Regions from separate parts of the Mus musculus genome. Here region 2 is linked to region 1. Evidence: chromatin loops called from intact Hi-C (ENCODE). Cell type or tissue: heart. All regions are shown on one strand. Links, peaks and the distances in the headings refer to the core of each region. The heading gives the core; the rest is flanking DNA. Region 1 overlaps Col4a2 (collagen, type IV, alpha 2). Region 2 overlaps Col4a2 (collagen, type IV, alpha 2).

The links. Hi-C counts contacts between places; a loop is a spot of excess contacts. Peaks named below come from ENCODE experiments on the same cell type or tissue, not always from the same donor. Only the 100,000 strongest peaks of a DNase experiment are listed, where the experiment ranks them.
Region 2: a loop joins it to region 1, with 2.4 times the contacts of the local background. A loop is called at or near these places in 3 of 42 quality-filtered maps.

Annotation. Positions count from the first base shown.
Region 1 is chr8:11,326,318-11,337,603 of GRCm38, reverse strand. All of the region lies in intron 3 of Col4a2 (collagen, type IV, alpha 2), which reads right to left. All of the region lies in intron 1 of Gm46030 (a long non-coding RNA gene), which reads left to right. Among named protein-coding and RNA genes, the nearest start is that of Gm46030, 8.1 kb to the left of the region's middle. In heart, for the core only: no CTCF peak of the experiment used is centred there; DNase peaks (open chromatin) are centred at 2,797, 3,241 and 5,793; H3K4me3 peaks cover 1,108 bases; H3K27ac peaks cover 5,613 bases.
Region 2 is chr8:11,379,330-11,390,615 of GRCm38, reverse strand. The region is part of intron 4 of Col4a2 (collagen, type IV, alpha 2); the gene reads right to left. Among named protein-coding and RNA genes, the nearest start is that of Gm46030, 45 kb to the right of the region's middle. In heart, for the core only: a CTCF peak has its summit at 5,446; DNase peaks (open chromatin) are centred at 4,915, 7,015, 7,935, 8,785 and 2 weaker places; H3K4me3 peaks cover 321 bases; H3K27ac peaks cover 5,949 bases.

The sequences.
Region 1 (11,286 bases), core at 1,861-9,860:
GGGGAATCAGTTTTATTTTACCCACTCTCTTCTCGTCACTGGTTTCCGAAGGCATTTTGCTCTTTGTGCACTTTAAGGTGGACAAGCCCTCTGAATGGCTTAGTTGAATACTCCTTTACTCAAGTTGGTGGGAGATTTTTGTGTGTCTGAGTATCTGAGCCAACTATGCACATGTTTAGAGAATATAAAACACGTGTAAAGCTTCCTCAGTAAGGGCCCAGCTTTTGTTTAAAAATGAATTCAGGATAACTTAGTAGCAAACACTCACACAGTGGTAGATGGCTCATTTGGAAGAGTTTCTGTGTAGTTCTTGAGCCTCAAAAGAGCAGTAACTCCAAGGCCTTGCTGCCATCATGATGCTTGTTTTAGAAGCATCTCCTTTGGTGGTCACATTTAATATCCAGAACATCAATCAAGTACTGATGCTGCAAATGGACTTAGGACCTGCTTGTCTTTGGTGTGTGCTCTCATACTGAGCCCCAGGCCCAATGTTCCATCTTTGGTAGATGAATGCTTTACTAAGCCGCTCTGAAGACTGATGGGGACATCTTGTGTCCCCAGAGAACACACTGCAGGGCCTCCCTGAACTATCCACACATGACCACTGCTCACAGGTGCATGCTGGAACCTCTGTTGTAACTGGCCGAGGAGCCAGCAGGGGATGGCAGGGAAGTACACAGAGGCCAATGCCACCACTGGGTAGGAAATCCTGCAGTTGTCCATTTATAGAAGAAAAGAATCCTCCTCTGCTCAAGGCTCCAGATAGCACTGGTGCTGAGAAGCTGAGGTCCCAGAACCAGGCAGTTTTGGGGTAGGCCCTGAGCTCTCAGCAGGACACCCCATTGCTTGAGTTCCTCTCAGAACCTGGAGTGCAGATAGAGGAAGACCCATCTTCTCCAGGACATGTAACAGCTGCACATTTCCTTGTTGGTGTGACATCATATTCAGTGGTATAATCAAGCTGACTTGGCTGGTTGTCACTGGGGTCAGAAACAAAGGCAGGAGAAGCCAGCCCAAGCTGGCACCAGCAGCTCTGATGAGGATGGCCACTGTGCCAGGCTCCCAGGCTAATCTCCAAACTGCAATCTGTTCTGAGGCCCCCATAAAAACTTGCTTATTCAACATCCTTTTCATATTCATCTCCCACTTTTTTAATTCATCGGTTCGCATGAATAGCACTGTTATGCTCGCCCCCCGACTAAGGCATCGTTATAGCTCCCTGCATGTTCATGAAGGGCTGGCATTGCCTGAGACACACAACCCAATGTATTATCAGAGAGCCATTCGAGTATTTTCCAGGAAAAGAGGAAATGGTCAGCTCTTAATTCTCAGCATCAGTGTTCCAGAATAGCGGAGAAAATAATTCAGAATGGCCTGGAGGATAAAAGTAAAAAAAAAAAAAAAAAAAAAAATCCCAAACTGTCTGGGAACATGTAAGCAGCTGTAGGCTGAAAGGAAGGAGAAGCACCCCAGGGGCCATCTGGGGGCAAGAGTGCGAGTCCTATTGGCACCGGAAAAATGCGGAGTCAACATCAGTGGGCAGCCTGTTAGGCTTCCATGGCAACCTTTGAACTTTGCTTGCCAAAGCTACCTCTCTTCCTTACGTCCCGCACACATTGTAAAGACAGGAGATGGTACCTACCAACCATTTAAATGTACTTTAAATCTCCCAGAAGAAAGGTGTATTTAATAATGTCTCAACACTCGGCATAGGGGAGGTTGAGGCAGGAGAATGACCGTTTAAAGCCAATCCAGACCACGCAGTGAAATCATATAAAAAAACAGAAACAAAGAATCCTTCCTAGATTTCTTTTTCTTCAAGGTACATGTCACCTCCTGGGGGATATGTGCCAAAGCTGTGGTAATAGCTAGGGGAAGAAACCAGAGTGGACACTGTGGGGCAGAACCAAGAACCCCTCCATACTCGCAGCACGAGAGAACTCAACAGCGCCACAAGGAGAACTCTAGTGGCTTGCATCTGGAAAATGGGCAGAGGGCTGCTCCCTGTGGGGCTGATCTGATGCGAGCAGACCACTGGCCTCTGGCCTTCCAGCTGTATGTCTTTCTATAGAGCTGACATAACACTTTATAAATTACGCAATTCTTATCTTCTTAGCATCAGCCAATCTTCCTACAACCAATGCTTTTCATGAGTCAACCACTTGCAAATGATGCCTGCCTGGCATGTGGCTGCTTTGTGATTGTTCTCAATCAGTCTTACAATACTCAGCAAGACAGTTCTGTCCAGGCTTCCTACATGACACATCTACCTGGCAATGGGGTTGCTTTGGTGACACACATCTCAAATGCATGTCGTGGATGCTATGGTGGGTAGAGAGGAAATGGGAGTCTTCTCTACTCGAGAATGGAAGCTGCCCTCCATGTGCCATGTGTTGATCTCCACTGGGGAGGGTCCCCCAAAAGAAAGGACCTAGGACACAATCTTTGGCATGTAACTCTAGCGCCTTCTGATATGTGCACAGCAAGGCCTGCTGTGATTGACAAGCCAACAACAGCAAGCACTTCAAAAGCCCAGCCCCTCTTCGGGGTTTCACGTCTGCAGCTCAACCTCATAGAATGTCCTGCCCAGCTCCATAGAGGTTAGCTGCATTATGTCTCAGATATTACCCTAGGGCTCTGAGCTCAGGCATTTTTGCACACTGCACACAATTCCTTCTGTGATCTGTCATCATATGTGCAACTATCAGAGAAGCAATGGAGTCAGGCGGCCTGGCGAGTGGTACCTGGTACCACTAACTTAACTTTCTGGGCCTGGTTTCCTGGGCAGTTGAAGGAGGATGGAGTTCCTGCTTCCTGTGGCCTCAGAAAAGGTAACTTAAGGTCATATGCCTAAAGCACTTAGTTCAGGGCCTCCCTCCCGATAAGACCTTATCTTAGAACAGAACAATGTAATTATTTATAGTAAGAACTATGTAGAGAAGCAGTTGTGTGACTGTTGAAGGCCACAACCCAGGCTTCTAGCATACAGTGCCCAGGACCCATAGTGATTGTGTACTGTGGGGTAGTGGGGTGAGACAGCACCCAGGCTGTGGGCCACCTCTCCTTGGGGTTCAAAGGGACTTGCTACTGTTAGAAGGATGTTTACTAGTCTGGCACTTTGGTGAAGAAGTCTTTGAAGAAGAAAGGTGCTACGCAAAGCCTCCCTTGTGGAGGGACTGGAGATGTGGGAGGAGACATAAAATCAGGTGCAGAGGCTCAGCAGGGCTGAGAGTCACTGCACACATGTGAAAGATTTGCATGGACCTGAGGTCCCAGAATAGCCGAGGAGAGGATGCCTTCTAGGAAATCGGAAGCATCTTTGGTTTTACTGATAAGAAGCTGGCTCTGTGAAACACATTTGTGCCTAGTGAGTGGCAAGGACAGTTAAGGTAAAACAAGGCAAGGCAGGGACGGGCTCACAAGTGGCATCTATAGTTAGGAGCCCTCCCAGGTCAGAGTAGGGGTGACCCACACATTCCAGAAACAAGCAAGCACCACAAGACCTCAGGAGGCTATAATGCCTCCCACACCCCCTTCTTATTCATTGGGAGCCCTGACCTTTGTGACTACCGTCAGAAGAGACCGTCTAGAAATATCACCCCGTGTTTGGGTAATGAAGACCTCCAGCTGAGCTTGGCAGTGGGCACCACTGTTTCTCAGAAGCCAGCAACACTCTTGAGACTACTGCTGACATCAGAAATATGACATAAATCAATCACTCAGAAAACCAGTTAATACTGGAAGGATTCTCCAGCGGCCTTTCCAAGTTAAACTTTCAAGGTCAGTAAAGTTGTAGCGGGGATAAAGACAGTGAAAAGTTAACATGAAAAACTCCATAAATCCATGTCTCGGGAGCACACCTCTTGCCTTCTGTAAGTCATGCTGGCTTTGGAGGAGACCAGAAGGCACAACTGGCATCCAAGTTGAGGAGAACAAGAAGAGGAGGGAGAATATACCCTGTTCAAGAGTGTTCTGAGAACGGAGCTGTCACGTTCTTCAGAGGAGCAGGCATGAAACATTGGTTTGTGTCGGTGTCAACACGTCCTTCGTGTGTGTCTCTGGCTTTGAATCTCTGTGTAATCGAGTTAGAGACAAGAAGACTTAGAAAATAGTTTCCCACGCCACTTTCTAGTTGAAAAGAGTCCAGATAACCTCTGCTCAGAAAATATTTCCAATGTTCACCTCCAAGCCTACTAGCAAAGCTCATGTAACACGCCAGGGGCTGATGTAGCTCAGCCAATTTAATCTTAACCAAGTCTAGCTTGTGAATGAATGACACTCCTTTGACAATTATTGGGGGGTAACCTCTAATCTACTTTTCTTATGCAGGTCTGACTGATTCCTCAGTGGTGTACCGCAAATACTTGCTGTTTCTCCTGTTTCTCCATCTGCTCATGGTTCACCTCTTCCATGGTGGCCTCCTCCTCTCTGTGTCCTCCTCTTCCTCCTCTTCTTCCTCCTCCTTATTCCTCTCTCTGTACCCCCACCCCCAACCAGGTAACTCAAAACCTGCCTTCTTCTCTTCCCTCCAGGAATTGGCTGTACGTTTTTTTTTTTAATTTAACTGGTATTTTTACATTAAGGAATCTAGCATCACAATATATAGCAACAGACCAAACCACAACAGTTGGTAAGTACTCCCTGACTTAATGTGGCTAAGATGTTGTAGCCCAGTGAAATAAGACAAGAAAAACGAAAAGTGCACGAACTAAAGCCGGCATCATGTTTAGATACACGATTTCATATAAACAAAGCACAACAGAATCTGTTGTAAAAATCCATCAGGGAGACTTGGGAAAAGCAGTAACTTCATAAAGAGAGTCTTACGTTGAACTACATTAAAATGGAGGCCTTAGGGCCAGCAAGATGCTCAACAGTAAAGGCGCCAATGACTTGCGTTTGAATCCTTGGATCTACCTGTTGGAAGGGAAGAATCAACTCTTGGACATTGCCCTCTGACCTCAATATGCACATTCTCCTTCTAAGAGGAAGGGGGAACCAAGGTGGCCATGCATGTGATCCCTGCCAATCTCCCTGTGGTGGATTTGGTCACTACATGGTCACCATGATCAATAGGAAAACAGAGGGCTCTTCATGTCTTCCCAACATTTTCCAACATAGAAATCTCTGAGACGAAAAAAAAAATGGAAAAATTGGTGCAGAAGAGCATTGCAGGGCTGGGGTACCCTGATCTACCCCTGCACACATGCATAGTGCTCCTTTTGCCTCCAAAAAGAAGATGCGACTCCTGGAGTTGGGGATGTTACAAATGTGAACCACCACGCCTGGCTTCCTGATGCCAGCAGCTTCTTCTTTGCTGAGCCCTGGCATTGTCCTGTATTTACTGCTATATTTTAGGCTCAGTACAAACTCATCTCTTAAGTTGGAAATGGCAGAGATTATTCTAGAAGAAAACAACTTTAGTAAGTTTCTTTATTTAAAAGAAAGAAAGAACAAAAGAAAGAAAGATAGAAAGAAAGAAGAAAGGAAGGAAGGAAGGAAGGAAGGAAGGAAGGAAGGAAGAAAGAAAGAAAGAAAGAAAGAAAGAAAGAAAGAAAGAAAGAAAGGAAGAAAGCAAGCCTGCATGAAAAGACAATGACGTAGTTGACCCCAGGAGAATCTGGACGCGCAGAATTTATTTAAACAGCATTTCTCCAGGAGTGATTTCAGGCAGAGGTCAGAAGGATGTTAGACACACCCAGAGGAATGTGGCGGGGAAGGTTCCTAACCAGGCCTGTAGCTTGATTACCAAGCTATTTAGAGAAGAGTCAGTCAGCCAAACTAGGTCAAAACCTGCAGCCCGACAACGGGACTGGTAGGAAGCCAGCAGAGAACTGCTGGAAAGGAAGCTACCCAGTGAAGCTGTATGAGTATAGGGAAGGCCAAGTCCTCTTAAATGGAGGAATCACCTGGGAAGTCACCTAGGCCTCTAGTCCAGGTGGCGTGAGAGGAGGGCAGCACTGACTCTGAAAGGAGAAGTGGATGGACAAACAAAGTCATACACTTGGCTTTGAACTTCAGTGGCTCTCAGAAACAGTGGCCTGAGGAGGTTTTGCCTTCTTCTCTGAGCTGTCTCATGACTGGGGACAAGCAGCTGGGTGGTTCAATAGACTTCAGGGGGATTTGCCCCAATCAGACTGACACTCTGGCTGGGAAGAACTTGGGCTCTGGACAGTGTCCCACTCCCACCCCCCACCTCCCAGCTCATTCCGACCCGCCACACACCTACACAATGAAGCCATCCAAGGAAAGCGTCCGGGAAGCACAGTATCTTTCCACACTTGCCCTGCCACTTCACCCCCTTCAAATCGCTGACACATCGGCTGTCTGCCTAGTGTCCATTAATGGTGTTGAAAATTCATTTATTTAGCCTGCTTGGGGTGAAGTCATGCAGCTATAGAGTGACTTTCAAAATCAAATCAAACCCTCCTCTTGGTTCAAGGGGCAGCAGAAAGCCTTAAATCTTCAGCAGTTAAGCTCTGTACCCAGCACGTTTATTAGAAAACTGCCCAGCACATCTAAACTTCAGAAAGAGTGAAAAACAGAGTACCCAGCTTTCGCTCAACTCCGAGCCGTATGTATGTCACATCTGTCACACCTGATTTTATGACAAGGGGCTGAGGAGATAGATGTCCAGTCAGCAAAATGCCTGCCATGCATCTCACTAGACTCGATAGCCAGTCTAGTGAGAGACCCTGGTCAAAAAATAAGGTAAAGAGCAATAAAAGAAGACATTCAACAATGAGCTATGGGCACACGCACAGGCACACAGACAGACACATGCAGGCATACACACATGCACATACAGGCACACACACATACATACAGGCACACACAGGCACATACATATGGACAGGCACACACACACACACAAACATGTATGCACGCACACACAAACACAAGAACACATGCACACAATCAAAAAGATGACAAGGTGGCTTCACAGTTCTATATTTTCCTTCACTGGCTATGGAGTAGCATTCTGCTGAGTGTGCTGAGATGTTAATGGCCGTCTTTCCCTTCCTATTAGGACCATAGGACATACATTCCTCTGTTTCTTCATGGCCATGACTGAAAACATCCAATGGGACCCACAAAAGCACCTCATACTGAGATGAGTGACACACATATGATCTGCTTGGGATAAACACTTCAAGCAAAGGAGGAGCATAGCTCAGCACTTGCTCTTCGGAAGTGAGACGCACAAGGCACAGCCAATGTTCCTGTCTAGTCTTCCCTGTAGAAAGGATGTTGCTCCAGCCTCAAGTCTCATCGCATATTAATACACATTAGTATATGCATAATATACCAGTGATGATTCAGGGTAATGGTGGACATGGGGGAAGTTTTCATATTTAGACTACAAGAGGAGCTGTGGTCCTGTCTGACCTCAGAGGAAACTAATCTATCTTTGAAAGCATTTGCAGCTAAAATATTTAATACTCCAGGGATTAAAGACATAAGTAATTTGTCCAACAGTCTGAACTTCTCCATTCAATTTATCTCTGTTTTTGTAGTGACTGGGTATTTCCTTTATTTTTGAGCTGGTTATGAACAGTGAACACATTGCACTGAAATAAAAGAATACTATTATTTATTTATTTATTTATTTATAGCCACAATCTGGGGACCTCATGAAGCTCATAACATAGATTAGTTCTACCCAAGTCTATGAGTTTTGGCTGGGGAGTGTCCTGCTCATGGCTTCCAAAACAAGCCTTTAGAGACAGTGAATCATGTAATTTTTCCCCAAATGATCTAACATAGAAAATTATTTAATTGGAAGGATTACATGAGAACATTCATTTATCAAGCTAACATGGACCAGGGGCATGGAGTCTCTGTTCTTCCAGGATCTGGTGTGTGCTCTAGCATTCTAGTTCCCAACTTTAAGAAAAGATGGGTTTGCTGATTTGGCCCTAGCATGTTATACCTGTAAAGGCCTCTTCGCAGGGAACTTCCTTGTGTCCTAGGTATTTCATGCTCATGAAAGCAAACATGCAGATGAGCTACTGAGATAACCAAGACAATGGCATTGATGCTTGTGAAATCCCGGGGTTTTAGTCCCGCATTTCATAAAAGCCAGGCAGGAAATAATAGCAAGAGGTCTACAGAGACAGATTTATATTTACCGTAGGGAGGCAGATGAGACCTGCATGGGCTCGTGCCTCTTCAACATGAAGCTAGGTTAAAATAATTCACTAGTTTATCTATGGAAGGAATAGAAAAAACAAAACAAAACAAAAAACTCCCCAAACAGCCAAAAATATGGCCTGAAGAACTCTGAAAGGAGGAATAAAATTTTATGGTGTGTGTGTGTGTGTGTGTGTGTGTGTGTGTGTGTGTGTGTTAGGAGAAGGTATTGTTCTCTTGCTGTATTGAGAGTATGGAACCCTGTGCCTTATGTACAGTAAGCAGGTGCTCTATGACTCACCCAAGACCTCCAGCTCCTCACTGGGATTTTCGGCACTGAGATGCAGCTTTCCCAACTCCCCCGGTAGATTCCAGGCACTCTAGACTCTACCACTGATTTTGGCAACTCATCACTAGCTAAGACATAATGGTGTTCAGTCAGACTCTTTGGGATGCGCCAATCGAATGGACCAAGCTAGTTAATAACAGTGCCTGATGCCTGCTTTGCAGGACTCTGAGGAGAGGCTTCCCTAAGCAGGTTAAGAGTACTCAGATGGGCAGAGCATGGTGATACATGCCATTAATCTCGGCAGAGGCAGAGGCAGAGGCAGAGGCAGAGGCAGAGGCAGAGGCAGAGGCAGAGGCAGAGGCAGAGGCAGAGGCAGAGGCAGAGGCAGAGGCAGAGGCAGAGGAGGCAGAGGAGGCAGAGGAGGCAGAGGAGGCAGAGGAGGCAGAGGCAGAGGCAGGCAGATCTCCGAGTTCAAGGCCAGCCTGGTCTACTGAGTGAGTTCTAGGATAGCCAGGGCTACATCAAGAAATACTGTCTCAAAACCCAACAAAACAAATAAACACAATATTTTGATGAGCTTTGCCTAGCAAGGATCAGCTCATGACTCCCTTTTCCCTAAGTTTGCCTGAACCCAGGTCACTGCAGTGGAGTGTGTGCTAGTGAGGTCTTGGTTCTTGCTAACATAGCTCTCTGGTAAAGCCAAACCTCAGGAGCACAGACGTTCCTAGTCTGACTTTTCTGATCTTCCTAATCATGTTGTCCACGTGGCTGAGGATCTATGAAGATGTTTACCTTGACAATTCGGTTTGAAAGGCAACAGGCCAGAGCTGAGACGCCACTCAAGGCCCAGCTGTAACTGATCACAGGAACAGAATTCTTGGGGTGTGGGTCACAGCAGGAGGCCTCTGTAGGGAGCTGGGGGGTTTTAACGCTTCACTGACACCCACAGAATAAATTCCTCTCTTAAAACAACACAAGCCAAACTGGATTTCTTTGTTTTTCATTCCAACACCCCCTTGACCTCTCCACTGTGGGGAGACAAACTCAGAAAAGCCAGCTGGGAGTGTGGGAGCGAGTGGGTCACACCCTAGCCTTTGAGAGAACAGGCTGAGGCTTCGATGTGAATCTGTCTCAAGGAGGTGACAATGTTGAGGCTTGATACCAGGAATCCTGGCTGGAAGGTAGCCTGGTTCTGCCTGGTCAATGAGAGAAGACCAGGGCAACTGTGGTGTGTGCTCTCTAGGGGTGCATGAGAACTGAGGTCAGGGGATAGTGGAGGCCAGTGCACCCAGCCCCAGCTTTGTGGTATGTGTGGAAAGGCATTCCTGAACCTTAGGCAGATACTTTAAACAGAGCCAGCCACAGCCACAGCCACAGCCACAGCCACAGCCACAGCCACAGCCACAGCCACAGCCACAGCCACAGCCACAGCCACAGCCACAGCCACAGCCACAGCCACAGCCACGGGCCCTTTAGTTGGAGATGAGGTTTTACCCAATCTTCTGACAGCAGCTCAGCAGCCAAGCTAAGTGCTTTCCTCTGCTGCTGAGCAGATTAGAATAGAGATGTGAGCTAGCTGCCTGGGCTTTACAGGGCTGGGGTAAGAGATGGAAGGAGCGGTATACTCCCGGACTGGAAAGCTCTTGGAATTACTATTCCTGGAGGAGGCACGCTCTGAGGTCCAAAGGCAGGGGGGATGGACAGGAAGTGTGGTAACCAGAGCCTTTGGGAGGTGGTTATTCTACACCAGGCCCCGTTAAGGGCTTCCCCTACATTACTGAATGGAATCCTTTTGGCCACATGCACTGGGCAGATTCTAAAGTTCTCTCACAGAGGAGGACAAAGGCTTAAGACATGAAAGGTTACAGCTGTGACAAATGGAGCTTGATTTGACCCATGTGACCTGGATGCAGAGGGTGACACTGCAGTGGGCAGGTGCATCTTGTAGAAAGAGGTTCCAAGACAGGACACTTGCGTTATGGAAGAGCTGGCTCTCCTTTCTTGGGAGAAGACATTGAATAAGTCCTGAAGTCTGATGGAGAGGCAGAGGCGACAGGAGGGGAGGGTCCAGAGCATTGTGGGTACAGACACACAGCCAATGAGATGTCTGTGTGAGGAAGTACTGAGGTCTTGCTATGTTCCTATCACCCATCCTGCCTTCACCAGGTGACTTCCAGTGTGATTTCACCAGGAGATGCTTACGAAAAACATCACGGAACTTCATCTGTAATTGCATAGCATTTCAGTCTTTAAGACATGGCTGGGATTTTGCAGGGAATTACATGAAATTTTATTGACACTGGACAGACGTTCAACTAGAGACCAATGCACAGGACTGACCACTGGGACCGGAAATAATAATCAAAAGCCTGAAGAGAGCGGTGGAGGCGGTCTGGTGGGAAGGAACAGTTGTCACGCTGACTTCAAAGGAGCTTCCAGCCACTCTGAACTTCCAGGAACACTCCTGAAGCCTGCTGTAGCTTTCTGATTCCCATAATCCACTCTGAATGCTTGTTCAAGGATGGTCGAGCTCAGGTTCACCTTAATACTTTCAGCCTCAACTTTGTTAAGGTTGTAATTAATGTTGGCTGTGTAAGGAAAGCTCATTTTTATGGGGATTAGAAGCCATAGATCATATTGTCCCCTTTTATAGTCTTCACTGAAGCTCAGGATCACACGTGTGACCTGAACCCTCAGGGTTCAGGCCCTCATGTACAAAGATGAGAGTTTTGCAAAACAAGAATTCCTTTGCCTTCTCACAGGTAAGCAAAAGAAAGCAACCCTCCTCACTGCCATCTCCGAACGCTTGCCTGTAGGTGTGCAAGCTGCCAGGATTAAGATGTAGATGCTACTGGTGCCCAGAC
Region 2 (11,286 bases), core at 1,628-9,627, 53 kb before region 1:
TGCACCACTTCAGATCATGGTGCTCCTGAGACCAAAAGAGAGTGTCTGATCCCTTGGAACTGGAGTTATCACATGGTTGTGCTCGGCCTTAAATGGAATATATATATATATATATATATATATATATATATATATGAAGAAGAATAGCAATTTTCTTCAATGAAATGGCAGTAGACACTGAACACAGCTCATCCTCCTGAGGTCTGTAAAGGTTGGTAACCTCCCCGTGATCAAGATGAGGCCACCTGACTTCCTTAGTGAGCAGCCAGGGAGATGGTGCACTATGGACCTCAGGCAGGATTTCCATTACAGATGTTGGTTTTCCTTGGCATTTGGGATATCCTTCCCAAATGACCTAAGCCTCTTAAGGAGACTGTTTCTACAAGAGCGTACATATTCACGACATGTGTGAGCACACATGCACGTGTGTGTGCCTGTCCTCAGCTCCATGTCCTCGGGGTTCCCTGCTGTGTCTTAACTTGCTGTGCAATGGGGCAGGAGCCTGTCTGCATGAGAACAGCCATTCATTCCTAGGCAGCTCCATCCCAATTCCCAAGGATGGTCCAGCGAGGTCAGCTTGGCTAGGCTGGCATGCTGGGGACACCAATCATGCTCACAGGAAAGCTAAGATGGCAGAAGTGTGGAGAGCAGTGGACCCATGACTCCCCTGATGTCCCATGGCCAGCTGTGACTGTGAGTCCTCGTTCTGTGGGGCTCACAGGCTCCTCATTCAGATATGGCCCAGACACCTTCCAAAGCCACTTCCTCTCTCCCATCTATAACTTGAGCCAGGGAGAGCTGGCTCTTGGAGTTCCTTGGATCAAACTCTCCTATGAAGGAGGCAAATGTTCTCAAGCTGAGGGCTTTTACCCTGTTCCACAGTCCTCCTCCTTAAACGGGCATTTCTCCTGGGTGCTGGCTCAGGGCCATCAGAGGTATCTCTGGAGTTAGCCAAACTCAGTTCTTGTCAGAAGCCCTGGTAGGACACCTCACCTCACTCTCCATGTCCTACCCTTCTCCTGGACTCTGCCCAAGCATCCGCAGATCCCTAACCACAGAACGTCTAAATTCCCTCCGGCACCATTGTCCTGCCGTAACCCTTCTTTCTCCCAATTCTGGAGTCCAATTCTGGACAAGTAGAGACACTGCTAGCATTTGGCTTAAATCCAAGGACCCAGCATGCTTCACTGTAGCTGCTGTCCTGTGTTTCCCCAGTCTGTCCGTCTCTCTTGTCCTCTCCTCTGGGTCCTAATAACCCGTTAGCGAGCTTCTCCTTTGCCTTGCCTGGACAACTCCCTGGTCTAGAAGTCAAGGGCACTCTTGTGTTACGCTTACCTTAAACCTGTGCCACTACAGAACCCATGGCGTTCCTTGAGTATTTTGATGGTTTCTAACGATGCCCTGATGTTGTGAACACATCTTTCTTCCTGAAAAGGTCGCTCCTTGCTTCTTCTCTGAGATGATATTGGGATAAGCCCTCTTTGATCTGCACCTAGTTTCTTAGCTGATCTTACACTTCCCTATGAAACCCCTTCTGTGCCTGTTTTGCATCTTGAGGGGGCCAGTGCAGTGCCTGGACCACACGCTTGGGGGTGGGGCTGTTGTGGTTGCAAAGTCAACTTGGCTAGCTATTTGACATGGATCCTGTCTATTTATATCCACCTGTGTGCTCCCTCCTTTAGTGCCTGTAACGCCCCGGAAGCGTCCCCTTGTCACTGCTCCGTCCTCACTCCCAGCGTGGCTCCTGGGGTGAGCTTCCAGGACACCAGAGGCCCTTTGCAGGATTAGTCAGAGAGCTTTCCTTCCCTGACATGCATGCAGAAAAGTCCACCAGCCTCCTGGAGGCTAGGCAAGCATGGAAGACCAGTCTTCATTTATCTTCTAGCAAGCAAGACAACCGAGCAGTCAGCTTGGTTAAATGGAGTCAGGAGAAATGTCTATCCAACCTCCATCCATCCACGCCTCTCTCTATCTTCTGTCAGTCTCTGCCACGTATCCACCGTCTCTATTTATCTTTATCATTGATCCACATGCCTAGTTATCTAAGTACACACGTGCGCACACACAGGTGGACTGTTATATGTCTCTTACACTTAGAAGGTGTAAAAATGGACTTTGGGCCAGTGAGATGGTGACATGGCTTGTGACAGGGAAGCCTGATGTGTGACAGGCAAGGCTGATGATGTATGACAAGCAAGTCTTATGGACCGAGTTCAACCTCTGGGACCCATACGAGAATGGAAGGAGAAAACTTATTCCACAAAGTTGTCTATGACTTTCATGAGCACACTGTGGCACAACCCCACCCCATCTTGTATATACACAGTTATAGGTTTAAAAGGGTGACTGCCGGGGGCTGGGGAGATGGCTCAGCGGTTAAGAGCACTGACTGCTCTTCCGAAGGTCCTGAGTTCAAATCTCAGCAACCATATGGTAGCTCACAAACATCCATAATGAAATCTGACACCCTTTTCTGGGGTGTCTGAAGACAGCTACAGTGTCCTTAATAAATAAATAAAATCTTTTAAAAAAAGTTGATTGTCAATGGTGCCAGAGGGAAAACAGCTGACTTATTTGTAAATCACAAATAATTCAAATTAAATTTCTTATTAAAGTACTGTTATCGTAGAAACCCATTTCCAGTTGTACAAACTCCCCTTTGAAAGCAACTGGGTGGCCTGGGTTTGCCTGGGTTTGGGGGAGGTATCTAGACATGGAATGGTTTCTAACTATGACTCCTAATTTGCTGGTGTGTCCTCAGCCTGTAACCTCTTTAAGACCAGGCGGTATGCTGATCTTGAAGTACAGCTCCAGCCTTCAGGGGTCCTTCCTCTGTGAACACTGAGGGCCACATTTGGCCATGACTCCCTAGAAAGCTTTCAACATATCTAGGGGGAGCTTTCTGGTGTGCTCAGGCCTCTTCAGCTCAGAGATTTAGGGTTATGAATAGTAACCCACTATCTGGTCTACACTGGGGAATTATGGCTTATGCGATTGTGGGAATGTACTAGCCATTCAGTTTGGCAACCATTCCTGTGATCCAAATATTAATTTTTTTTTTCATGCAAAACAGTAGCACTGCTCTGGATCTGACACACCAGACAAGAATCTGGGAGGCAGAACTGTGACCACTGTGGGCTGGCTGCAGTCTACCCAGCACAGCGATCAACCACAGTACTATCTCCTGCTGTGAAGAGCCCTGGCTGTCGCTGTCTGTTAGTGTACCTTTCCACAAAGCAACAGACAAGACAGTTCCCAGTGGACACTGCCAGTTCCCCTCAGTGTGAGTATGGCAGGTGGGTGTCCCCTGTGAGCTGGCAGGGTGGCGCATGGCCCTGATGGGCCTCTCCTGTCTCTTCTCTCTTAGCTTTCATGCAGGGATTTCTCCGTGGTCTCTTGAAACGCTACTGTCCCTCAGACCTCAGCCCAGCTCCTCTGGCTGCATACTCTGCCATTTAACTTTATATCAGAAGCACTGAACTGACCCAGAAGTGATAGCGTCAAAGGCCAGATAGCAAAAGGAAGCAACTTAAATCCACCACCGTTATACTGTTTGCTAAGCTGTATCACCTGGCAGAAACTGCTCTGGTCTGAGTATGTGAAGATCCCCAAAGCCCACATGCTGAAGTGAATACCTGTGCCCCACCCCCCACCCCCAAAGTGGCATTGAAGGTTTTGTTATCAGAAGGTGTGAAGGTTACAGGTGGATCTTCATAAACGGGTTAGTGGACTACCCTGTCCATGAGAGGACACAGGAGCTAGGCACTGCCTGGGACGCAGTGACTCCTCCCTCGACACTGAATCTGTGGTGTTCAGGTGTGGGCTGTTTGCTTTCGTGAGTATGAGTACCACGTGCGCACTGCCCATGGAGGCCAGGGAAGGGCACTGGATTCTCGGGAGCTGCAGTTACAGAAGGGTGTGGGTCTGGGAACCTAGACCAACTAGCAAGTGCTCGTTGTTTTGTTTTGTTCGAGACAGGGTTTCTCTGTGTAGCCCTGGCTGTCCTGGAACTCACTTTGTAGACCAGGCTGGCCTCGAACTCAGAAATCCACCTGCCTCTGCCTCCCGAGTGCTGGGATTAAAGGCATGCAACACCACTGCCCGGCTAGCAAGTGCTCTTAACTGCATTTCTCCAAGGCCCAAGCAATGACCTTAAGTTCTCTAGTCTGAGGTGTTTGGTCACATGGCCACATAGACTAGAACAGTGACTTAGTCACAGAGACAGGGTTTCTAAGACTCTTGAGAGCAGGGGTTCTCAGCCTTCCTAATGCTGCGACCCTTTAATACAGCTCCTTATGTTGCTACTTCCTAACTGCAACTTTGCTACTGTTGTGAATCATAATGTACATGTCTGATATGCAGGATCTCTGCGATGTGGCCTCCAAGAAGGGATCACGAATAACAGGTTGGGAACCACTGCTCAGGACCAACAATCCTTCAGAATATAAGCAGAGCCGAGCAAAACACCCAGAGCCATCAGTAAGGATTGCTGTACCCAAAGAGGATTTTCTAAACTAAAGAAGAACTTTGAAGAAGCCTAACAAAAGCACTTCATTCCCACAGGAACCCCTTTCTGGAGTTCCTTTGGGCCACACAATGCTCCATGCTGCTCGATTATGTTCTTATTCATCTTAAAATGCGTGGGTCAGACCATCTTAAGCTGGCGTGACGCAGTCAGTGTTAACACCATGAGTGTCACAGCAGACACTCTATGAAGATGCTGCCTCTTTCTGTCCCACAACAGAGAGCTAAGCCCCACCATGGAATCAACCCCCGAAACGGAGCTGGAGTCGAGGGTGAATGCAACAACTGGGTGGAAGAGTTGGCTGTAAAACCAAAGTCTGTGGAAGCCAACTTCATGGTTAGGAAAGAGCTGGAAACGTGTGGGTGTGTGCTCAAGGCCCGAGGAACATTCCGGAAGTTCAGCAGATGTTTTCTGTTAGGAGGCATTGGAAGCCTCGAGGGCTGTCTGTATCTCCTTCTTGGGAAACAAGATGATTTAAGAAAAGAGCAGTTTTCTGCTAAACTCACAAAATGCAAAGCTTATTGGCATGGCGACCTTCAGACCCTTCCCAGGGAGCTCAGAGCACTGCCTTGGAAAATCTGTGACAGACATCCCACCTGCTGTGCATTCTGCCCTCTTATTTCCCTATCTCTCTCAGCTGCTAACAGTTTCTCCAGGACCGGAAGAGGTGAAGCCTTCCCTCCCTTTGGAAGACAATGTTGGAGTCACAATGGCTTTTCTTGGGTTAGGGTGTTTCTACATAAACATTGAAAAATGGGGACTCAGACACAAGAAGTCAGAGGCCTCTACTGGACAGAAGATGAGTGAATTAATGTTTAGGAAACATGTAGGATTTCATTTAAATATTGCATCTGCTGGAGAACGTTCTTCCGCATAAAGATTGGTGCATGGAAGATTCAGACTGTATTAACAAAATGTCCTTTAGGAGGAGCTGGAGATGGAAGCTACTCTCTGGTCAGTGACGGATGAGCTTGCACAAACATCCCACTCAAAACCTTGTTAAAGTCTAGAACTCCAGCTGGCTGGGGCTCTGGCAATCTAATCAGATTGCTCCACCAGCTTACTGGATATGTTGCTAACGTGGACCATATTCAAGGACATAAGATGCTTTTAGCCCTGGGAACATTACTCAAGCCACTGAGAATTTTAATGGTCTGAGCCACAGAGGGAACTTCTGAAATGACCAGGTTTCAGACAACCAGAGTGAGCCCCACACAGACCCTGCCAGCACCTAGGCAGTTTCCCTCCTAGAGGAGCAGGTGGCTTACAGCTTTCCTGCCAGGAAGATGATGGGGTGCACACATGACCAGATTAAACTGCATTAGGTCAGTTGTGTGGGAATTTACACGTTAAACAGTTTCATGGCAAATCTCCCAAAAACGTACCCGATTTTTGAAAAGTCCCATTTTTTTTCCCATGTCTTTCTTAAAACTGGACTGTGTCACCCAGGGAATATTACACACCTCGGAGGAGGAAGGATTTCACAAGACTAGGCTCAGCCCAGTCGTTTTTGGTCATTTGTGGGAAAACAACCAGCGAGGGAGTTCTGATTTACAGAACTATAGTTCGGGGCCAGCCAAGCTTGGGGGCTAATTAAACACCCACCAGGTTGACCCGCACTGCCTGGTCCTCATGTCCCCAAGTCAGATGGGGTCAGTGTCTCTGGCAAGGTCTTAGGGTGACCTATGATGAGTAACCCAAGGAGGTTTTTCTTAAAAAACAAAACAAAACAAAACAAAAACCAGTGCAGCCCATGATGGCCTAGAACTGCTATGTTTCCAAGGACGACCCAACTCTTGAGAGCTAGGAGTGCTTTAAACACATGACTTAATCTAATTTTGCAGCTGGGACACAGGAGTTGTCCACCCAGGGACCTGGAGTAGGTGGGTAGCCGCTTTCTTTTGGCTTCTCCCTAGTGCCCCTCACTCTTTCCCTTTCTTAGCCTCCTTTTCCAACTGTTCCCAGAATGCCAAGCGCTGAGCTGCTGCACACAGTGTATGTGTTCTTTTACTCTCCCTGCCAATTAAACAAAACAAAACAAAACCAAAAAACTCACAACCAAAATTTGGCAGGAATTAGCAATTGACTTTTTTTTTTTTAATAAAATTCTCTAAGTTGGGCGGTGGGGGGCGGGGGGAGTTATTTCACATACCTAAGGAAGAAAATAGTTTTCTAGGAACGTGATCCAAAGGATGCTGTAATGAAGCCATGCCATGCTAACTTGGTTGATGGCTTCCAACTGCCACCCTCTCTGGGCCAGATATGTCTGCTTCCACGCACCAGTGATGGTGAATTCCTCCATTCCATTTCTAAGCAATGGTGACTCCAGACTCTCTGAAATCCCCACTTCTTCACTGATGCTATTTAAATTGGCAATGTGTTTCCCCATGGCAAACCCAGTCTCTTCCTTATCATGTAAAATGGCCAGGGAAATGAATTTCCAAGGAGGGGCCAGGAAGAGGACACAGAGGGAAAAGGAGTAAAACCTGCGTAGATTCAGTCTTTTGTGTTCTAAGAATAGCATCAAAGCCTCTGGCCAGCAGCTGATCATCCTAGAGGCCTGATGGTTGTCAGGCTTGCCAGTGTGGACAGCTCTTTTCTTAGGCTAAGGCTGCTCTTAAGCTGGTAGCGGCCTCTCTTCTCAACTCATCAGAGAGTTGCTGAAGTCTCGCTTTAGAGATCTCCTACTGAACTCAAAAGTCAAATAAAAAAAAAAAGAAATTAGTGACTGTGAAAAAAAAATAAGCTTGAGGAGTGAGTCTCATGCCCTCCATTCTCCCTCAACTTCTAAATCCAGCACGGATCTCACCCCAGCCCACTCCCTCCCATCTCCACCAAGGACCATTTATACACCGGGAAGCCAGGAGGCTCATTGCAGTCTCCCTCTGTCCTCTCACCTGATTCCCTCTGCTACACTTCCCTAAGTGGCAGTCCAAGTCTAGGCCAAGACTTCTGGCTTCCAGCTTTGATTTACTCCCCAAATGTCTTGTCTGCCTTGCCAAGATTGTGAAATATGCCACCTACACTGTTCTTAAAAAGTAAAAAGAGCTCAATGCTTTACTAATGGAAAATATGTATCCGTCACTAAGTGGGAAGGAGAAATAGAAACTCATTTGTAATCTCTCTCTCTGCTTTCTCTCTCTCTCTGCTCTCTCTCTCTCCTCTCTCAGCTCTCTCTCTCTCTGCTCCCCCCCCCCCCCCACACTAAGCAAGCTCCCACAAACAAAGAGCCCATCCCTAATGACCCATTTGAATGAATGACAGATCTGGAACACAGAGGCAAAGGATAGCTCAGGACACTGTGGGGGTGGCTTTTTGGTTCCGGGTCAGCACAGGCCACCTCTCTGTGGACCTGCCTGGCAGAGCTCTGCTGGGAGCAGCATCCAAGACTCCTGTGACGCATCTCTGAGTGACCAGCATGGGAGCCTTATCTCCAGACAGACAACTGTGGGGGTGGATAGACAGCTGGCTCGGGGAATGTTTCCAAAGCCCTCCGACTGTCATGTACCGTTAGCAGGGCTCCCTGCACGCTTGGCAGGCTTGCTCCAGCTGGAGCGGCTTTATGCCCAAGGATGGTAAGACCGTGGGTAACTTGCATTAGTCATGTTGGTCAGCCTGTGGCTGGCAAGGCTCAGGACTTGGAGAATTCAGGGGCTTGGCTTGAACCAAAAAATAAAACCACAGAACATTCTCGCATTTACAAGGTCGCTTCTCTGAGATCTGCTTGTGCAGTTTACAGACCTGTTCTTAAGGAACAGCAGATCTAAGGCTGATGTCATTGCGTTCTCACCTGCCGGCAGCGACTGCCTGCTGTGCTCTCTCTCAAGAGAAGTGGGGTGGAAGGGAAATTCCTATCGTGACTTTGAATGGATTTCTGATGGAATTCAATTACAAGATGTTCAGGACTTATCGTCTGGGATTACTGGCAGAGTTTAGGAAAGGGATGGGAAGGGCTGAACTCAGCTGGTACAGCGAGTGCCTAGCGTGTAGTGCACGAAGTTCCTGTGAAGAGCCGTCCTTGCATATGTATGTAAGATGTTAAAATGTATAAATTAAACATGAAAAGGGGATGGAGCACTGTGGTATTCCCCTAAGGCAAAGGGCATGCTCTCTGCCCACAGACCTTCTGCTTGGCCAGATCTCATCATGCCTGGGGTTCCTACCTCAGAGGAAGGGCAAGTAAGTCCCCAGATGAGTGGTTTGGGAGATCCGGGGTGTGGCAGGAGCTGAAGGCTTCCCATCTCCAACCTGTGGTCTTCTGAGACCATCTTGACCCTCTGACTGCAGGAGCAGAGCAACTTCTGTGTGTACCTTCCCAACCTCTAGGCTAGCTGGTGAGTGAGGAAAGGAAGGATGGTGTCACACCCTCATGGGACCGCAGACTGACGAATGGGCTGAGGGCGAGTGAGGAGAGTGGGGCAGAGCCCACAGACTGACGAGGCCCCAAAATGGTGGCACACCCCTGGTTCGAAACTCACGAGTGTTCAGTAAACCAACCCCCTGACACCTTCTCTTACTTAGCATGGCAGCTTCCCATCACAGGTAAAAGAGAAGCAACTTGTTTCTACATGGAGGAAACCCTGGGTCTGCAGGGCTCCCCGAAGCTGTCTCTCTGGGCCATTGTAGGGAGAATGCTGGCCAACCTGGCATCCTCTTAGCCAGTGACTTGAGCTCTAATTTCCTAGGAGACATGTGCTGGCCCTGTGGAGGAAACAAGGGCTTTGGTTTTTTTGTAAACTGACCTTGCAGGGTTCTCCTGCTCCCTGGTTGTCTCTTTCCCTGTGCATTTCTAGCAGGCTGTGGCGATTCCCTGTGTGCCTTTAAACTCCATGGTTTCATTTTGACCTGTGTTTGAATGAGCTTTTAACTGACAACCAAATCTAGGAGAGCAAGTGGCAGGACCGGAGAGGAGGTGGGAGTTGGCCAGGAGGCCTGCGTGGCCAGGAGGCGTGGATGGACCTAGGTTTCTGTGTTGAATGCTTTAGTGGGATCTCATCCAATCCCAGCAATAGCAGGTGATGCTTCAGCCACTGGGAAAAGAGTCACCTCCGAGTGTGCTAAGGCTTGGTGGGAAGCAAGCAGCAACAGGAAGCTGGTTGTTGGCTAAAGACTGAATGGGAGACTGGGCTGCCTCAGCTTGCTCTGTGGCTGGGAGTGTAGAGTGTGTGTTTAGGTACAGGAGCGTATGTTTAGTGTACAGGAATCCCCGTGTTCATTCTCCAGCACAGAGAAGAAACCCGCAACTTCAAGTTCCTTGGGCCCTTTGTCCCAATAGTCCCGATAGCCATAGGGAGGGACACAATGTCTCCTTAGCATATCTCTCTTCAGGAAGTTTCCACCCCACCATTCATATTCCCGCATGCTCAGCTTCCTGGGACTTTCTGTGCCAGTTGGGTCCCAAATGGACATCAGCACTGTCATGTAACTGCCACTGGAGAGGGGCAGCCAATGTTACTCACTCTCCGAGGAGCCGCACAGCGCGGCTCTTGAGTCGGGCAAGAGGACAGCCTTTTCTTTAGAATGGGAGTTTGCTTTGGCCTGTCTCGAAGGACAGCAGAAAATATAGATGAACACCGAAGAATCAAAACCTAATACTAAAAGCCTCACTCCCTCACCATCCCAACGCATTTCAGCAGGATTGTTGTTTTATGTTATGTGGGTTTGAGTCGTAAGGGCTGCGCTCACAGAAAAGTCATCCTGACGTCACTTACACCAGAGGCTGCTGGGGGCGTGGCTTCAGGTTCTGAATTCACCACCCCCTTTGGTCAGCTTTCAAGTGAGCTTGCCCGAAAACTGCAAAGAGACTCAGGTTTACCTCACAACAGTTGCCTCCAGCAACCTCAACCGGTTTATCTCCAGCCTTTCCTGAGTGTGGATGGCCCTAGGCTGTCTCTTCCATCCTTGGAATGGTTATCTAGATCAACGTCCCTCAAGGGAAGAGCAGCCTAGGTTCTTAGTCATCCAGTTGACACTCAGTATCTGATGGTAGGCTTCCTTCTCAATCCTAATCTACACCTTCCAGTAAATCTTTCCCTTGTAAGTCTCCCTACAGCTGGGGCAGACACCAACCAATCAGTTACCTGCTATGGCCTCTTCCTGGACGTATGGATAAATCTCCATATTTCGCTTTCTGGGGATGAAAATCGCCCTCCACATCTTTAGGCAAGGTCTAATTGGCCGTTAAAGGAGGAAGAGGATATGGGGGCTCCCACAGAAGAGCAGACACTTCCAGGGCAGGAAATATCCGATAATTATTCCTGCCACAATTAGATAGGGGGTGGGGAGGAGCGAGAGGAAGTGGAGGGATTCTCAGGAATCCCTTGGGAAAACAGGAATGAGGCAGGCCGTGCACTAATATGGGCTTCTCTCTGCTGGGGAAGGGACACCATCTGTGGGTGAACAAGTCACAGGCATTGCAAAGAGGAAGACAAGCAGAACTGGGAGGGATCCTGCAGGGGTTCTCAGCCTTCCCAACACTGCCACCCCCTAATGCAGTTCTTCCCGTGGTGACCCCAACCATAACACTACTTCCCTTGCTACTTCATGGTTGTAATTTTGCTACTGTTGTGAATTGTAATGTAAATACTTTTGGAGATGAAAGTTTGTCAAACTGGTGGAGATCCACAGGTTGGGAAGTATTGCTTTAGAGGGTGACTGTCCGAGCCTGGCTCACCTCTCTTCCCCTCTGCAGATGAACGGCCCACAGCAGTCAGCTTCCAGAGACGTTCTTGGAACTGCCTGCAAGTCTTTGGAATATGCCA